Linked DNA regions of Mus musculus: region 2 is linked to region 1. A link is a loop called in an ENCODE intact Hi-C map of the cell type or tissue named here. Cell type or tissue: gastrocnemius. All regions are shown on one strand. Links, peaks and the distances in the headings refer to the core of each region. The heading gives the core; the rest is flanking DNA. Region 1 holds the start of Uprt (uracil phosphoribosyltransferase). Region 2 overlaps Abcb7 (ATP-binding cassette, sub-family B (MDR/TAP), member 7).

Region 1 (8,344 bases), core at 77-8,076:
TGTATGTGTAGCTGAGTAAATTACCCACTCCATTCAGTGTTTAGATTACTGCACTCTCAAAGAGAGAAAATCATTTCCTTGAAATTCAATAATACAGCCAACATATTACGTTTCAAATATTGTACACTTCAAAAATAAAGTCATTTTAAATCAGTACAATGTTCTCAATCTTGCTTGTTTTATAGATATACAACAACTTACAGTCCTGTTTGATCACCCCATTTCTCCATGCCAGAGTCAATTCATAAGGCAATCCCTTTACTAGATAGATTCCAAGAACCAGGAACAATAACAGAAACAACATATACTCCAAACACTTCTATTATTAGAGACCTCTATAATATATGTACATGCTGTTCTATCAAAACAGAGAAAAGCATATGCCTCAAAGAGGACCAACTATGATACCCTCCATAACTAGACCTACATGAATAGAACTCTGCTTACAACAGACAATCTGTCAGCTCCTACAGTACCTGAAACGGGTCTTCTTTGCATAAAGGTAAGACAATTTAAGGAAGAAAAGAAGAAAGCAAGGAAAGAAGAGAAAGCTTCTCTTAACAAATTATGCTGCTTAAGGAAAACAAAACTGAAAAAAAAAAGCAAGCCAAAAAAATATTGTCTCCATCCTGAATAAGCATCACCTCATTAGGAAAAATTACAGAGCTGGATACAAATTCTGTAGGCTCTCTCAGTCTTTTTATTTGTTTTGAGAGGTCTTGCTCGGTCGTTCTGACTGGCCGTTTCTTTCCTCATTAACCACCACAGACTAACCTCAAACTCACAGCCATCCTTCTCACCCCACCTCCTGAATGCTGGTATTAGCAGCAGGAACCACAAGAGCTGGATTTGGTATTGATTTTCAAATTAAGAATTTGAATTTCCTGTGCAAACAAATTGCTTATACTGGGTGTCAGTAAAAGGCATGCATAATTTCCAAAGTGAAGAATTTGACAGTTTATACCAGTGTTCATGAATATAATCTTGTTTTAACCTCAGGAAAGAGCTCCAAGAGGCTGTACCAACATCCTTACTTTATAAATTATAAAGCAGAAAGACAAAGACATTAAATATCTTGTCTAAGATCCCTTCACACAGGACTCTGCTGTCTCTTCCTTCAAACAGAAAAAAAAAAAAAGGATTCTACTTATTCTCACATTGCTCTATAATCCAAGCTTTTCTGAATAATGAAATATAATCAAGACATACAGATACTATCATATATAAATCCTAAATGTCACAGTCTCTCCAAACTCTGTATTAATGTTTTTTAACCTTTACATAACGACCCTTTATGAAATCTAATGATAACTGAAGATCTTCACCCCTGCAAAGGCATATAAGCAAATATTCGCGGCAGCCTTATTCATAATAACTAAAGAGCAAAAAATACCCAAATATTCATTAGCCATTGGATGTATTAATAAACTGCAGCAAATCTATATAATAAATTATCATTCAGCCACACAAAGGAGTGAATTCTGAAAACATCACACTAAAAGAAACTGGCCAAAACAGCAACAATCACACAATCTTATTCATATGTGAAGTCTTGAAAAGTTGTTCTCAGGGTTTGACAGTAAAATGGATTTAACCACAGGCTGGGGAGAAGAGGGGAGGAGAAGGAGGTAGAAAGGTTGATCAAGGAGTACTGACTTAAAGTTAGATAGGAGCAAGAAGCTTTGTTATACTATTGCATAGTAGGTTAACTACAGATACTGTGTTACACATTTCAAAAATCGAGAAGAAAGTATTTAGAAAGCCTTTACCATAAAGAATTAACAAGTGCTTAGAGAAAGAAATTTATTTAACCCGATTTAATCATTATGTGATACTCCATTGATGTGTTTTTCTATTGGTTAAATAAATGTAAGAGCTAGGGAAATGGCTCAGTTAGTGAACTGCTTGCATGCAGGCATAAGAACTTGAGTTCCGGTTCCCAGCACCTACCCACATAAAAGGCTGGGTTGATGCACATCTTTAATCCTAGCTCTGAGGAGACAGAAATGGAAAGATGCTTGAAGTTTGTTAGCCAACTAGTCTTACTGAATTGGTGTGCTCTAGGTTCAATAAGAGACCCTGTCTCAACAAAAGAGATGGCAGTTATCAAATCAAGGCTGCTATGTTCAAAAGGCAGTAGTAGATGCATGCATGTGAGAGTGTACAGGTGTATAGTGATGGGGGAGATATCAGATGTCTATTTCGCTCTATATTCCACACACATACGTACATGCATGAATACTTATACCCACACAAACATGAACACATACATATACCACAAACACACAGAAAAAATATCCAGAATAGGCAAACTAATGGAACTCTAAAGTAAACTAATTTTTGCCTAGGGCTTGAGGGGGTGTTAGGTAAATGTGGACTGACTACCTGTGAGGTCTCTTGTTGAGGGGATGACTATGTTCTAAAAGTGACTGTGGTAGGTGAAGAACATACAGAAAACCATTAAATTATACTTTAAAATGTCTCAATTGTATATGAAAGTTCTGTCTCAATAAAAATGTTCTTTTATTTGCAGTGCTTGGAATCAAATCCAAGGTCTTATGTCTATAATGCAAGAATCCCTCCAACAAAGATATTTTTTAAATAACCATTACCATGGACAAATAAAATTTACTAGAAATTCACTGAGACCCCAAAATTCATCTACAAGTGTAATAGATCCAAGAACCAAAGTTAGTCAATTCCAAGAATTATCAAATTTTCTTTATTTCACAGATGTCTTACTTCAGTTGTCCCAACAACTACCAAAACTATGCCTCATCTTTTTTAAGCCTCTATGCCATTAGATCATGTGATCATAGTTTTCAATACTGATTCTTTATAAGCAAATAGTACAGTTTCATAAATATAAGCTTAAGAGCTAGGTCCAGGCATAGCAGTGCACCCCGCATAACTCAAGCATTCAGGAAGCTAAGGCAGGAGGGTCAAACACTTCAGGCCAGACCGGGCTATACAGTAAAACTCCACAAAAGGTAGAAATAACCTTTAATGATGGAGCTCTATTACTTGCAATGAATAGCTGTAAACCTAATAAGCAAGGTCCATACACAAGTAATAATATTTAAAATAGAAAGGAAACCTTCCATTTAAAAAACGGTCAGGGAAAATCAGCCAGGAAGAATGAGTTTAGCCTTGAAAAAACAGGAGTTGACCATTAATAAAAAGGGATGTGGGGAATTCTAAATGAAAGCAGAAACAAGGAACCAAAGGGGGCTAAGCATGCCCAAATTGGTTCCAAATGAAGGCTGCTGAGATGGCAGTTATCAAATCAAGGCTGCTATGTTCAAAAGGCAGTTGTAGATGCATGCATGTGAGAGTCAGGAAAACTGCAGTACGGAAGCACTGGAGCCCACTACAAGAGTATGAAGAAACGGTTGCCAAATCGTATTTATTTTAGGGCATTTTTAAATGTCAAGACATGCTAGAAATACAGTGGTCTTAAATGAGCCGTAGCTGCTCATTTAAAGCTGCCAATAGGAGCCAGGTATGGTCTCAGGTCCAGTAGTTCCACCTACTTGGGAGGTTGACTTGTGCCTTGGAGTTTGAGGCCAAAGTTTGAGCAGCAATTTAGGAAAACCCTGTCTGATTAAAAAGAAGAAAAGAAGAGACAAGAGAAGGGAAGGGAAGGGAAGGGAAGGGAAGGGAAGGGAAGGGAAGGGAAGGGAAGGGAAGGGAAGGGAAGGGAAAAGAAAGAGAAAGAAAAAAAGGAAAGATGGCAGCTATATTTCACTGTGGTACATAGCTATCCAAGAAAATCCATATTCCAAAATATTTTAACTTTTCAAGTTCTTGCTATACTGATTTGTGGGATTAGGAGGATCCAACTTGTTCTTAGGTTACCTTTGCTGTTAACTACATTCTGTAAGTTTTCAGTAAAACTGTCTTGATAAGAGTGGAATCATAAACTTTCTGGCAACCAGGTAAAGCTGAACTCCCAATCAGTAAACAAAATGGCAAACTGCAGGAGCAAATGCTGTTGAGTCAGAGGGCTGGCGGAGCACATCATTTCCCTTGAAATTGCTTTAGTTTTGTGAGCTTGGGCTGTCGGGGTGTTAATAACCACAGGCAGTAACCATTCCTGGGTTATACATTTACCACGTGGTCGGGAACTGAGCAGATGGCATAGGGGTGTGTACCTGCCTGGCACAGTAGAGGATTGGTCATGTTTAAGACAGACAAAGAGGCCGGAAGAGGCTGAAGGCTACCTAAAAGGTTTCCTTCCTAAACAAAGCAATGTTAACCGCAGCAACTAAGAAGGGGCCACAGAAGTGTCTCACTGACTCCCTCCCTACTCACAGGCCAAAGAAAGAGGCCTGGCTCTAATCCCCAAAGACCAGTGTGCCAAATGCAAACAGAAGCTTTTTACTTTCACCCTGCAGCCCTCCGCTCCCTTTTCCCTTCCGCTCTAAGCTTACTTGTCCCGGATGATAGTCTGAAGCTCCCGGATCTGATCATTCATAGGCAGCAACTTAAGCTGAGCCCCAATCTGTCGGGAGAGTTCACAGTCCCCTAGCAGGGAGTCGCCGCCGACAGGTGCATCGTAGTTGCCACTGTCACTACTGTCACTGTGGTTCTCAGAGTGAAGATTAGTGCTGCAGCAGGCCGGAGAGTCCCGCTCCGAAAGCACGCTAGAATGGGCGTGCCCAGGGAGGAGAGTCAGCTTAGCCATAGCAGCGTTATTTTCCTCTGCATGATCCAGGACCCGGTCCTCGGCTAGCAGATGCTCGGGACTTGGGCTAGAAGTAGAGTTTACTTGCCGATTGTGACAGGGCATGGAGTCCGGACGCTGTAACTCCGAGGCCATACACGGGGCCCCCGAGCTATCCCCGCTGCTATCAAACCCTAGGGATAAAGGGCAAGAAGAAAAGGATGCGGACACGTGCGTCCTCCTGGCCCCTGGCTCCTCCAAATCTCTAACCCTGGCTGCCCTCTCACCCCTAGGCCTCTACGGTCCTTTCGCACGCTTTGCCCATACCCGCCCACACCAGACGCACTGCCGGCTTAGACACCTTATTGGCCCATCTCTCTGCCAGTCTACAGCATGCTGGTTTGTTAACTCTTTTAAGTCTTTCCTGCTTGAGAGATTATCACAGTTGCTTGGCAGAGGTGGCTAAACCAGAGATATCCCTGGTTGCTGAGTCCTCAGAAAACCCCTAGGACTTCTTGCAATCAGAACTTTGGTAGAGCCAAGAAAAGATACGGGTGGATTACACATGTAAGGCACTGTTTTCTAACTTTCTGTCTTGGCAAAGAAAACATACTTGGGTAGTTGGCTGCATCTTCAAGCTAATGGCTTATCTGTGTAACAGAAGAAGCAAAGTAAGAACAGCTAGCAGGCTGGCCTTTCTAGACTCTTCTACAAGATGTCATTTCGTGTGTGTGTGTGTGTGTGTGTGTGTGTGTGTGTGTGTGTGTGTGTGTGTTTGTGTGTGTGTGTATACAAATGTAAGGAATTTATTGAGCTTTCTGAATTTAAGATGACAAACAACAGCTTTTTTTTTCTTTCTGTATTGTTTTATTTTTATTAAGGCTTTTTTGTTTTGTTTTGTTTTGTTTTTTGTTTTTTGAGACAGGGTTTCTCTGTATCGCCCTGGCTGTCCTGGAACTCACTCTGTAGACCAGGTTGGCCTCGAACTCAGAAATCCGACTGCCTCTGCCTCCCGAGTGGGATTAAAGGCGTGTGCCACCACACCCGGCTTATTAAGGCTTTTTTATTAGATATTTTCTTCATTTACATTTCAAATGCTATCCCCAAAGTCCCCTATACCCTCCCCTTGCCCTGCTCCCCAACCCACCCACACCTGCTTCCTGGCCCTGGTATTCCCCTGTACTGGCAAGATGCCATTTCTTAAGTACGCTTGACCACTAAAATTTTTCTTACTGATACTGGTTGGGCACTGAATTGCACATGTTACTATGGCATAATTTTCATTACACTGTTTGTTCTCCCAAACAATACTTGGAAGGATGGCTTTTAAAAATGTTTAGGTACCCACCAAGAAAGTCTAGAATAATAATTTGCAAATGTCCATTGTATCAGAAAAATTGTAGAGCTTGTTACGATGCAGAGTTTTAACTTGACATGAAGGCACACATCTGTAATCCCCACACTTTGAAGGCTGACATGGAAGGATCAAGAGTTCAAAGCTAGCCTGAGTTATAAAGCAAGCTCTAGTCTCAAAAATAATTAAAATAAGCAATATTTGTTTGTGTCCTACTTCCAAGTCTATACATCACTATTTATCATTATAGTGTAGACATTTTAATGTCACTGCACAATCCCCACACTTTCGAAAGGTTGTACAGTCTTTTCACTTAACACATAATGCAAATTAAAGGGTCTCTGGGCTTAAAACTTGTATCTGTTAACTTCAAGTAGGCCAGAACAAATGTCTGTTTTGTCAATGAATACTCTTGAGGAATCCAATGAAGCCCAGTATTGTATCATGACCAAAGATAACCCAGCTCCAAAACTGTCCATTGTTTCATCATCCTGTGACCCTGTTTTCAATGCCATAGAACAATAAATTGAAACAGCACAAATGTCAGTCTGTCTTCTGTATTCGTATACTTTCTTTTTTTGTTTTTGTTTGTTTTGTTGTTGTTGTTGTTGTTGTTGTTTTGGTTTTTTTGAGACAGGGTTTCTGTGTAGCCCTGGCTATCCTGGAACTCACTTTGTAGACCAGGCTGGCCTCGAACTCAGAAATCTGCCTGCCTCTGCCTCCCAAGTGCTGGGATTAAAGGCATGCGCCACCACGCCCGGTTGTATACTTTCTTATATTAACCAATAAGCATTAGCTGGTTTATATTTTAGGTTCAGAAAAGATAAAAATTTACTAATGACTAATCAGAATAACACATTTAGTGTTGTGTTTTATAATTTATAAAGAAGTTATGAAGCATTCTCTTATTTGAAAAGTCAAGGTGGGAAAAAGCCAGGCATGGTAGCATATGCCTATAATCCCAGCACTCAAGGTGTTGTGAAAGAAGATCACCAAGGTTAGTCTGGGATAGACACACACACACACACACATACACACAGATACTCGTGTAAGAACCCTGTCATACAAAATCAAAATCAAATAGTTGTCCAAGATTGATTGTACATCCCAAAAGGATTAAAGCTAACACAGAAACCCGTCTTTCAAGTCTAAATCTCACCTTTACCCATACCTAAAGATATATGAAATCATTCAGTTAATGAAATACCGATTTCATCTTTTCTATTTGCCAGGGTGTCAAAACAGATACAAAGTAAAATAAGTGAATGTCTTGAAATTTTGAAATGGTGGTGGCCAGCCTGGATCTTTGGAAAGCAGGGATAATGTTACTCAGCACCAACCCTTTGTCATAGATGACAACAGGAGCGTTATCTCATATCAGCCCGGCTTTCCTGTTTATCAATTTCTGCTCTAGGTAGAAAGCCGTATAAAATAAAAGCTGGAAGATTCCCCTGTAGTGATTGATATGGTTCCATCATGGGTAGTTTGTTGTTTGTTTTAAATCAGTCTATTTTCTCTTTGTTGCTAAGATGTATTTAAGAGAAAACACATTTTCTAAAGCCAATAATATGAGAATAAATTTTTACCTGTGATGGATTGAAGTCCAGGCATTAACTTAGACTGTTACATTTCGAGAGGTTCAAGCTCTGAACATTGGAGTCCTTCACATGCAACAGTATAGTGACTATTCAGAACACTTTCATATCTCATTTGATATGGTAAAACAGTTAGGCCCAGTATAATTCTTGTTTTACATTTAATAAAATTCAGATTTAGGAGTTTAATTTAAAGTGACAACTGAGTATTAGTAAAGTTGAGAGAAATCAAAACTCTATTTTCTTTTCTTTAAGTATCTTACTTAAACTTTCTAATGTCTTGGGCTATGATCTATCTTCTTATATTCATTTTACAAGAAAATGAAGATAGAAATTAATTCACTTGACAATGTCATGTAAGCTATACATGCAGAAATAAGCATTGAAAAGTAAATTTAAGAAACTTAATCACACACACACACACTTGTATTATGTAACTGAATTAAGTACTCTGGATATAATCTTGTATTTCTACTTATGCCTGGCTGACCCATAGTGGTCCACTTCTGTAATCCTAGTGCTTGGTAGATAGAGATGAGAGGATCTAGAGTTACATGACAGCCTGTCTCTAAAAAAGAAATAAATACTTAATCCTCTCCTGAACTCTTTGCTTATTCCTTTGCCTTGATTTCAGTAGTATTTAAGCCACTTCACTATAATTTTAATTTGTTATAAATAAAAATATATTATTTAAGAGGAAAGCCAATGAATGGGCACTATGATATACTT
Region 2 (8,344 bases), core at 49-8,048, 130 kb after region 1:
TATATGTGTGCACAGTTGTGCATGCATGTAATGGAGATTATTTAGCGTTAAACAAATTGGAAAATTGGCCAGTTGCAACAAAGTACTTAATCTGGAGGATATTATGTAAAATCAAAACAGACCCAGAAAAATATGACACAATTTCACTCCTGTATTGAATTCTAAAAATGTGAGTATGTAGATACACATTGTAGGACAGCAGTTATTGGAGGAGCACGGGGAAGCAAGGCAAATGGACAAGTGTTGGCCAAAAAGTGCAAAAATGCAGTAATATAAAACAAGCAAGGCACATCACTGTTAGTAATAATTCCATATTGAGTTTTGGGTTTGCTTTTCTTTTCACTAAAATTTTTTAAAGCTTTTATTTTATTTTAATTATTGTATTGTATATATACTTTACCTGCATGTATATTTGTACATCATATGCATGCAGTGCCTACAAAGGCCAAGGAGAAGCATTGGATCTTCTGGAGTTGGAGTTAAAGATACACCAGAGCTGCCATGTGGGGTTTGAGAATGGAACCTCAGGGTCCTCTGGAAGAATAATCAGTGCTCTTAGTCACTGAGCCATATTCCTAGCCACAATAATTCCATATTGTATATAAGAAATTTGCTAAGGGTAGATTTGACGTACTATGACCACATACAAAAAGGTAACTGTGAGGAGATAGCTACATGATTAATTAGGATACCTGTAATTATCTCCTTATTTACCGTATTGTACATGATGAGCACTGAATGATGCTGGGCATAGAAATTAGAGGGAAATGCTTTCCTTTATATTTAACTTGTATGTGATATTCTTCCATAAATTGAGCTGTACCCTTACTATTTTTATTGAAAACATTTTTCATATATTATGATTATGCTTTTCCTCTCCTCAGATCCCTCCTGCCCATTCATCTCCATGCCCTTTCTTTTCTCCTAACAAAACACAAACATACTGTCTGTCCCTCCTGTCTCTGTCTCTTTGTCCTTGTCTCTGACTCTGTATCTTTCTCTGTCTCTGTATCTCCGTGTCTTTCTCTGTTTCTTTCTCTCTGTTTCTCTCTCTCTCTCTGTTTCTCTCTCTCTCTCTCTCACACACACACACACACACACACACACACACACACACACACACATATGCGCACACACACACAGCCCACAAAAAATGGAATCTGAAATATACAAGCAAAAGACCAACAAGACAAAAAAAAAATGCCCAAACAAAGCAATATGACACAGTCTACAAAAATACCATTGAGTTTATTTGTGCTGGCCAACAACTCCTGAGCATGTAGCCTATCCTGAACTGTGGTTAATATATCCAGTGAAACTCCTTACCACCGCCTCTCAGCACTGGGACCCCATTTGGCTGGAACCTGTGCATGCTGACAGTCTGTGAGTTCTTTTGTGTCTCAGGTCTTAACACTTTTAATTCTTCTTCTAAAAAATTTAAAAATACAAACACTTATTCTAGAATCATGGTTTTGTGTAAGTGATGATTGTTCAAAATTCTTTTTTTTTTTAACAAACATTTTTCTATTTATTTCATGTATGTGAGTACATCAGAAGAGGGCATTGGATCCCATTACAGATGGTTGTGAGCCACCATGTGGTTGCTGGGGATTGAACTCAGGACCTCTGGAACAGTCAGTGCTCTTAACCGCTGAGTCATCTCTCCAGCCCTGTTCAAAATTCTTAATGCTGTGCTACCATTTTTCTATGTATTCATCAGTCATTTTGAGTAAAAGTCCTTTTTCTGGTCAGCTTTCATTTGAGAATTATAATTATAAAAGAAGCTTGCCTGCTGTTTATCTCCTCTCCCCGCCTCTCTGTTGCTTTCACTCCCCCCTACTCTTCACCTCTAGTTTCTCAGTAGTTGGAAAGAAAACAAGATTTTATGGCAGTTGCATTTTTAATACTTTAAAGTTGATTAAATTTAAAATAGGTTTGTATCACAGCTGTTTTTCTTTAAGAATGCACTGAGAGGTTAATTTAAATGTTTTATATTTTGATCACAGATGACTAATGATCAGATAATAATAGTATTCACACACGACTTATAGATAGTGTTAAAAATTACAAGCATCAAGGATACATAATTGTAAGCTTACTTTTTTTTTAAAGTTTCACGAATGGAGAATATGTAAATGACTCAAATCCCTTGTGGTTTTTACTCCTTTATTTTCTCCAGTGCTCAGAATCCATCTTAGGGCCTGTAAATGTCAGGTAGTTTGTTTACCATTGACCTACATACCTAACCTTTATAATCTCTTACTATTAGTTAAATCTTTAGGTATCATCAATAATGAACATGAGTTTAATTATAAAAGTTTACTATTATAAAAATATAAACAATAATTATTACATTATTTTTGTAGAGGTTGAATTTTGCCTTAAAGAGAGAACATAAATGTAACAAAAAGAAATTTTGATTTTGTTACTCTTTTCTTTTGGGTCTTGGTCACATTTATGTAGAATTAGTTTTGCCTAGTAAGTCTTTGTTTTTAGTATTGGTATTCATTTTTTTTTCCAGAGAGAAAAGGTTTTTTTGGGCTTATAATTTTCCTCTGTCTATCTTGGTAGGGAAGCCATGGCAGTAAGAGCTTGTGGCAGCTGATTGGTCACATAGCATCTGCAGTCAGGAAGTAGAAAGGGATAAATGTCAAAGCACAGCAAGGATCCAAGTCCAGGGCTTGGTCAACTAATTTTATCCTACTTCAGTTCATCTAATCAGCATAGCCGTAGACTAAGCTAATCTAGACAATCCCCTGGAAACTCAGAGGGTTGTCATGTGATTATCCTATAAAAATCCTTAATGACCATTTACATAAAGCATGGTACATTTAATGATTAGTAGATGAATGCTATCAGTGTGAGAGGGAGTGTATGATATGCTTAAGTCATAGATTCCTTAAAATTCAGTTCTTCCAGTTTTTAAAAGTTGAAATAAACACAGATCTCCAGGGTATATAATTTTAACTTACCTGTCTCCTAAAGTGGAGAGACAGATTACCATTTTTTGCATATTGAATTTCTTTGGTATTTGTGCATGTTTGTCACGTCCATTATCTTCAGTAGTATGTGATTTATTGTTTCTTTTGATGTCCAGTTTCCTGAATTCGAAGCTTACAAGAAACTGGATTAAAGCTTGCATATGGTCTGAATGTGGAGAATGGTGAGGAAAGAATTAAAGTGCCTGAAACACATTGTGATGGTTCATTTTCATTATTGACATGAAACAACCTAGAATCATTTGGGACAATGTGTCAGTATCCACAGGGCCTACACAGGTTCAAGCCAAATGGGGTCCCAGTGCTGAGAGGGGGTGGTATGGAGTCTCACTGCATATTTTAACCACAGTTCAGGGTAGGCCACATGCTCAGGAGTTGTTGGACAGCACAAATAAACTCTTGGTCTGTAAGCATGCCTGTGTAGAATTGTCTGAATTAAGTTAATTGATGTGGGAAGACCCAGCTCACTGTGAGTGGCATCATTCCCTTGGTGTGAGGTACTGAACTGTGCAAGAGTGGAGAATTTAAGCAGAGTCCAAGCAAGTAAGCATGCATGGATTAATTAATTTCCCTCTACTCTTGACTGTAGATGTGATTTGGCTAGATGTTTGAAGTTCCTGCTTTGATTTCCTCACAATGATAGGCCATGGCCTGAAATTGTGAGCTGAAATAAACCCCTTTCTACCCAGGGTTGCTTTTTGCTAGGGTATTTTATCACAGCAACAGAAACTGATCCCACATTAAGAGTGGATGGTTTGGTTAGAGATTATCTGTTAGAGATTATCTGAAATAAGAGAGGTTTGTCATGACACTGCATATAGATATCATGAGATTCCCTGGTTTTATATGTACAAATGAGCATACTTTCTCAGTCACATATGTCATATTTTCATTAATTTAGATCTTTTGGTATTTTGTAATGTATAACATTGACATATACTCCATTTATAGCTTAAGGAAATACTATTGCTTGCCTTTCGTGAGACTAGACCTAAGAAACATTCCTTTTCACTGAGTTGATGTGTATTTCAGATATATATTTGTCAATTTTACAGCTATCCATCTGGTGTTACCATAATGAAATTATTTTTTCATTTGTTTCTATTTAGAAAAATTAGTTTCTTAAGTTAGCATACAAAGTATTGATTTTATTATGTCATTTTTGCACATATTTTGTTGCACAAAATCCTTAAGGTTGATGTGCTATGCTGGTCTGGTTGTGGTTCATTGGAGTTATAGCAGGGTAGGACTATTAGTGACCTCTCTACCTTAGTTACTTGCACGGCCCCTTCTGGTACCGTGGGAGCCAGTCTTCAGGGAAGAAGCTTTCAGGTCGGATTGAGCTTGGATCCTCTAGGTTCTGTATCCAAAGTACATGACCTCTTCAGCAATAGGGACTTTCCTTCACTCTTAGAAGGCAACCAAGAGCAACTGCAGTAGCCTGTAATATTCTGGGCTTATCTTGGACTTCTCTGGCCAAGAATTCAAAAGGCTGACCTCTTATTGGTCCATTTTATCCCACTATTAGCCCCCCTCTGAGTACATGTTGTATGTATTTCATTAATTTATCCGCTTCCCACCCCTTACTTGTGATTTCTTCTCTCATGGTCCCTTATTTATCTTTCTGAGTCTGGCTTATTTCACTTAACACTATGATTTTACTTTTTTATTGTTAAATGTGTGTGTGTCTGTGTGTGTGTGTGGATATAGATATAGATATCACATTTTCTCTATCCATCAATCTATTACTAGACATTTAGCATGGTTCAACTTCCTGGCTATTGTGAACAGTTAAGCATGAGTTTCAAAGTATATTATGGTAGGATTTAGAGACCTGTCCTGGTTTGCTTCTCTGTTGCTGTGGTAAAACAGTGACCAAATGCAACTTGGGAAGGAAAGAGTTTATTTCTTATGGCTTAGACACCATGATCAGGATTGGTGGGTTTGAGTAGGAACCTGGAGGCAGAGACTGATGAAGAGACCATGGAGGAATGCTGATTACTGGCTTGCTCGCTCATGACTTGGTCAACCTGGTTTCTTTTTTTTTTTCTTTTTTTTTTCCATTTTTTATTAGGTATTTAGCTCATTTACATTTCCAATGCTATACCAAAAGTCCCCCATACCCACCCACCCCCACTCCCCTACCCACCCACTCCCCCTTTTTGGCCCTGGCGTTCCCCTGTACTGGGGCATATAAAGTTTGCAAGTCCAATGGGCCTCTCTTTCCAGTGATGGCCGACTAGACCATCTTTTGATACATATGCAGCTAGAGTCAAGAGCTCCGGGGTACTGGTTAGTTCATAATGTTGTTCCACCTATAGGGTTGCAGATCCTTTTAGCTCCTTGGGTACTTTCTCTAGCTCCTCCATTGGGAGCCCTGTGATCCATCCATTAGCTGACTGTGAGCATCCACTTCTGTGTTTGCTAGGCCCCTCAACCTGGTTTCTTAAACAACCCAGGACTACCTGCCCAGGGGTGGTACCTGTTCACAGTGGGCTGAGCCATTTCACATCAGCCATCAAGATAATTCCTTACAGACCAATCTGATGGAAGCAATTCCTCAATTGAGGTTTCTTTTTCCTCGGTGACTAGTTTATGTTAAATTGACAAAAACTAACTGGTACAATTGAACCCTTGCCAACTTGACACTCTAACACGTAACTACTAAATCATAAACTTTCACTTCTCATTTATCCTCAAGTTCTAATATTAACATTATAGTACAAAACATAGTATAATTTTAAAAGTCCTACAGCCTTTAAAATTTTAAACACTTTAAAGTCCAAAGTTTAAAAACAAAACAAAACTAAACTAAAAACAAAGTTGTTAACTGTAAGTTCCCGTAACGAAAACAAGTTGAATACTTTTTGAGTCCTAAAGGGAATAACCAGAGCACAGTCATACTTAATCCTAAGTAAAACCCAGGTCTAGCAATGTCTCATATCCAGGACTTACTCAGAGTCTTCTTACTTCCAAGGGGCTTAGGTAGCCCCATCTCTCCAGCTCTAACATCTGTCACACAGGCTCATACCAACCAGCTCCTCTCCACACCTGCTATTGTTCTTGGTTGTCATCCCAGTCTTGGCATTTACGGTATCCTTAAGTCTTGTAGTATCAACTACAACCTAGGCTTCCCCTTTACCAATGGCCTTCTGACCTCTCTTCAGGGACTTTGACCCTGCCACATGGTATCAAGCCTCAGCTTTTCTCCATGACTTCAATCATGAAGTATCTATGCTACCAAAACCAGCATCATTGGGAGCCTCTTACTACCACTTTTGGCTCCCAGTATAAGATGTAGCCATGGCTACACTGGACTATACTTTCTGTGTTCTCACCCTGAGGAAATACTCCCCAGAAGATTTTACCTTAATGATTCTGACCTCTTAATCACAGCTGATTCTTCAACTTAGATGACTAGCATCTAATGTCATAATGAAGCAAAGGTTTTACTTCTACCGATTTTTCATCCACAACACCACACAAACAGTCCCAATACAATCTTTGAAGGACTTTCCTTTATAAACTTCATAAGTCAAGTCTCCATCATTTGCATTGCTTTCAGCGTTCTTATCTTTCAAGCTCCCATAAACCATCTCATTCAACAACCTTTTATATCCCAAAGTTCTAAAAAACAATTCTTCCAGAAACCCCACCCCCACCCCCAAAGAAAGCACAACATAAGACTATCACAGCAGTACACATCACCTATTAATCAAGAAAATGCCCAAAGACTTGCCCATAGTATATTGAATATTTTCTTGATTTACTTTGGTAGGTTAGATGTGTTTGTACATTTATTTGTTTCTCCTAGATTTCCCAGTTCTTTTTAGAATATATGTTTTACAGATATTTTCTAATTACCTTTCTAACGCACTGGAGTCTGTTATAACATGTCTCTTTTAAATTTATATGTTTATTGTAAGACCTTTTTGTTTCTTTCAGCTAGTTTGGTGTTTGTCAGCTGTGTTTACCTTGTAATAGAACCAATTCATGGTTGAATGAATCTATGTAACTTTTAGTGTCTATTTCATTAACTTCTGTCCTTATTTACTGCATCCCAGTTTGGCTTGTTCTTTTTTGGGGACCTTGATATCTATCTATCTATCTATCTATCTATCTATCTATCTATCTATCTATCTATAGAGAGAGGGGGGGGGCTTTTTAAAAAAAATATAACTCCCCTAGCTGTAGACTTTCTGCTTAGAATGCCCTTAATTGTACCACAAAGTTCCAGATAAGTTGCACCATCATTTTCATTTGACTCTGAAATTTTTATTGTTTTCCTTGTTTCTTCAGCGTCCTATACTGTCAGTTTTCAAATACATTGTTCAGTATCCGATCAAGGATTTTGTAGTTTCTGTGATTTCTCATAATACTAATTTCTAGTTTTAGTCTACCATGTTCTGATTAGATATAAGAGACGGATTTTTCTTTTTATTTGTTTAGGCTTGCTCTATGACATATAATGTGACCAATAATAGAGCAAGTTCTGTAGGCAGTAGATACCTGTTTCCATCCAATTGATATATGGTGTGATTTATCTCTGATGGTCTAAAGATGAGAATGTGATAATGCTAACTCCTGTTGTGTCAGGACCTATATGACCTTTTAATCCCTTTCAGTATTTTGTTTATAGAAGTTTTGAGTGCCATAAACACCTATAGTGATTTTATATTCTTGTTAAGTGGTTCATTTTATCAGTATATAATGGCCTTCTCTACCTCTTCTAAGTAGCTTTGGTTTGAAGTCTACTTTATTACATAGCAGAATACCTTTTCTTTTTGGATTCTATTTGCTTAGTAGGTTAATTTCCATCCTTTGATTGTTAGTTTGAGGATGTTCTTATGAATGATCTATGTGTTTTAGAGACAGCAAATAATTAGATCTTGGTTTTGTGGTATTGTTTAATCTAGCCACTTACACTTCATCTTTTAAATGGTAGGTTAAAGCCATGTCTTTAAGACTGTTATTGAGAGAGATTTGATGTTATCTATGGATTTGCTGGTTATTATTCCACTTAGTTAGGCACAAACTAGCAAACTTCTTTCTAGCTCTCCTTTGTTCATTTATTTCTCCCATGAGATTAACATTTCCTGTGTTGTTGTGGATAAGATTATCTTTCTTTTTTCTCTTTCTATCAAATTCCTATTCAGTTTTACTAATGCTGGTTCCTGTGGTGTGAATTGTTTTTGCACTTCTTTTGAAATGTTCTAACTTCTCTATGTATTTTAAAAATTACTTTTCAGAATATGGCCATCTTTGTTGGCAATTATTTTACTTTCAGATCTTGGGATAACTCATTCTATACATTGGTGATTTTAAGGTTGATAATGTGATTTGAT

What was found. A loop is a pair of places that touch in the nucleus more often than their neighbours do. Peaks named below come from ENCODE experiments on the same cell type or tissue, not always from the same donor. Only the 100,000 strongest peaks of a DNase experiment are listed, where the experiment ranks them.
Region 2: it touches region 1 in a loop (2.3-fold over the local background); 2 of 42 quality-filtered maps call a loop at or near these places.

Annotation. Positions count from the first base shown.
Region 1 is chrX:104,479,439-104,487,782 of GRCm38, reverse strand. Uprt (uracil phosphoribosyltransferase) reads right to left here and starts at 4,980. Exons shown (of 7, transcript NM_001081189.3): 1 at 4,434-4,980. The coding sequence starts at 4,822. In gastrocnemius, for the core only: no CTCF peak of the experiment used is centred there; DNase peaks (open chromatin) are centred at 4,155 and 5,018; H3K4me3 peaks cover 1,887 bases; H3K27ac peaks cover 1,471 bases.
Region 2 is chrX:104,350,364-104,358,707 of GRCm38, reverse strand. The region is part of intron 1 of Abcb7 (ATP-binding cassette, sub-family B (MDR/TAP), member 7); the gene reads left to right. Among named protein-coding and RNA genes, the nearest start is that of Abcb7, 59 kb to the left of the region's middle. In gastrocnemius, for the core only: no CTCF peak of the experiment used is centred there; no DNase peak of the experiment used is centred there.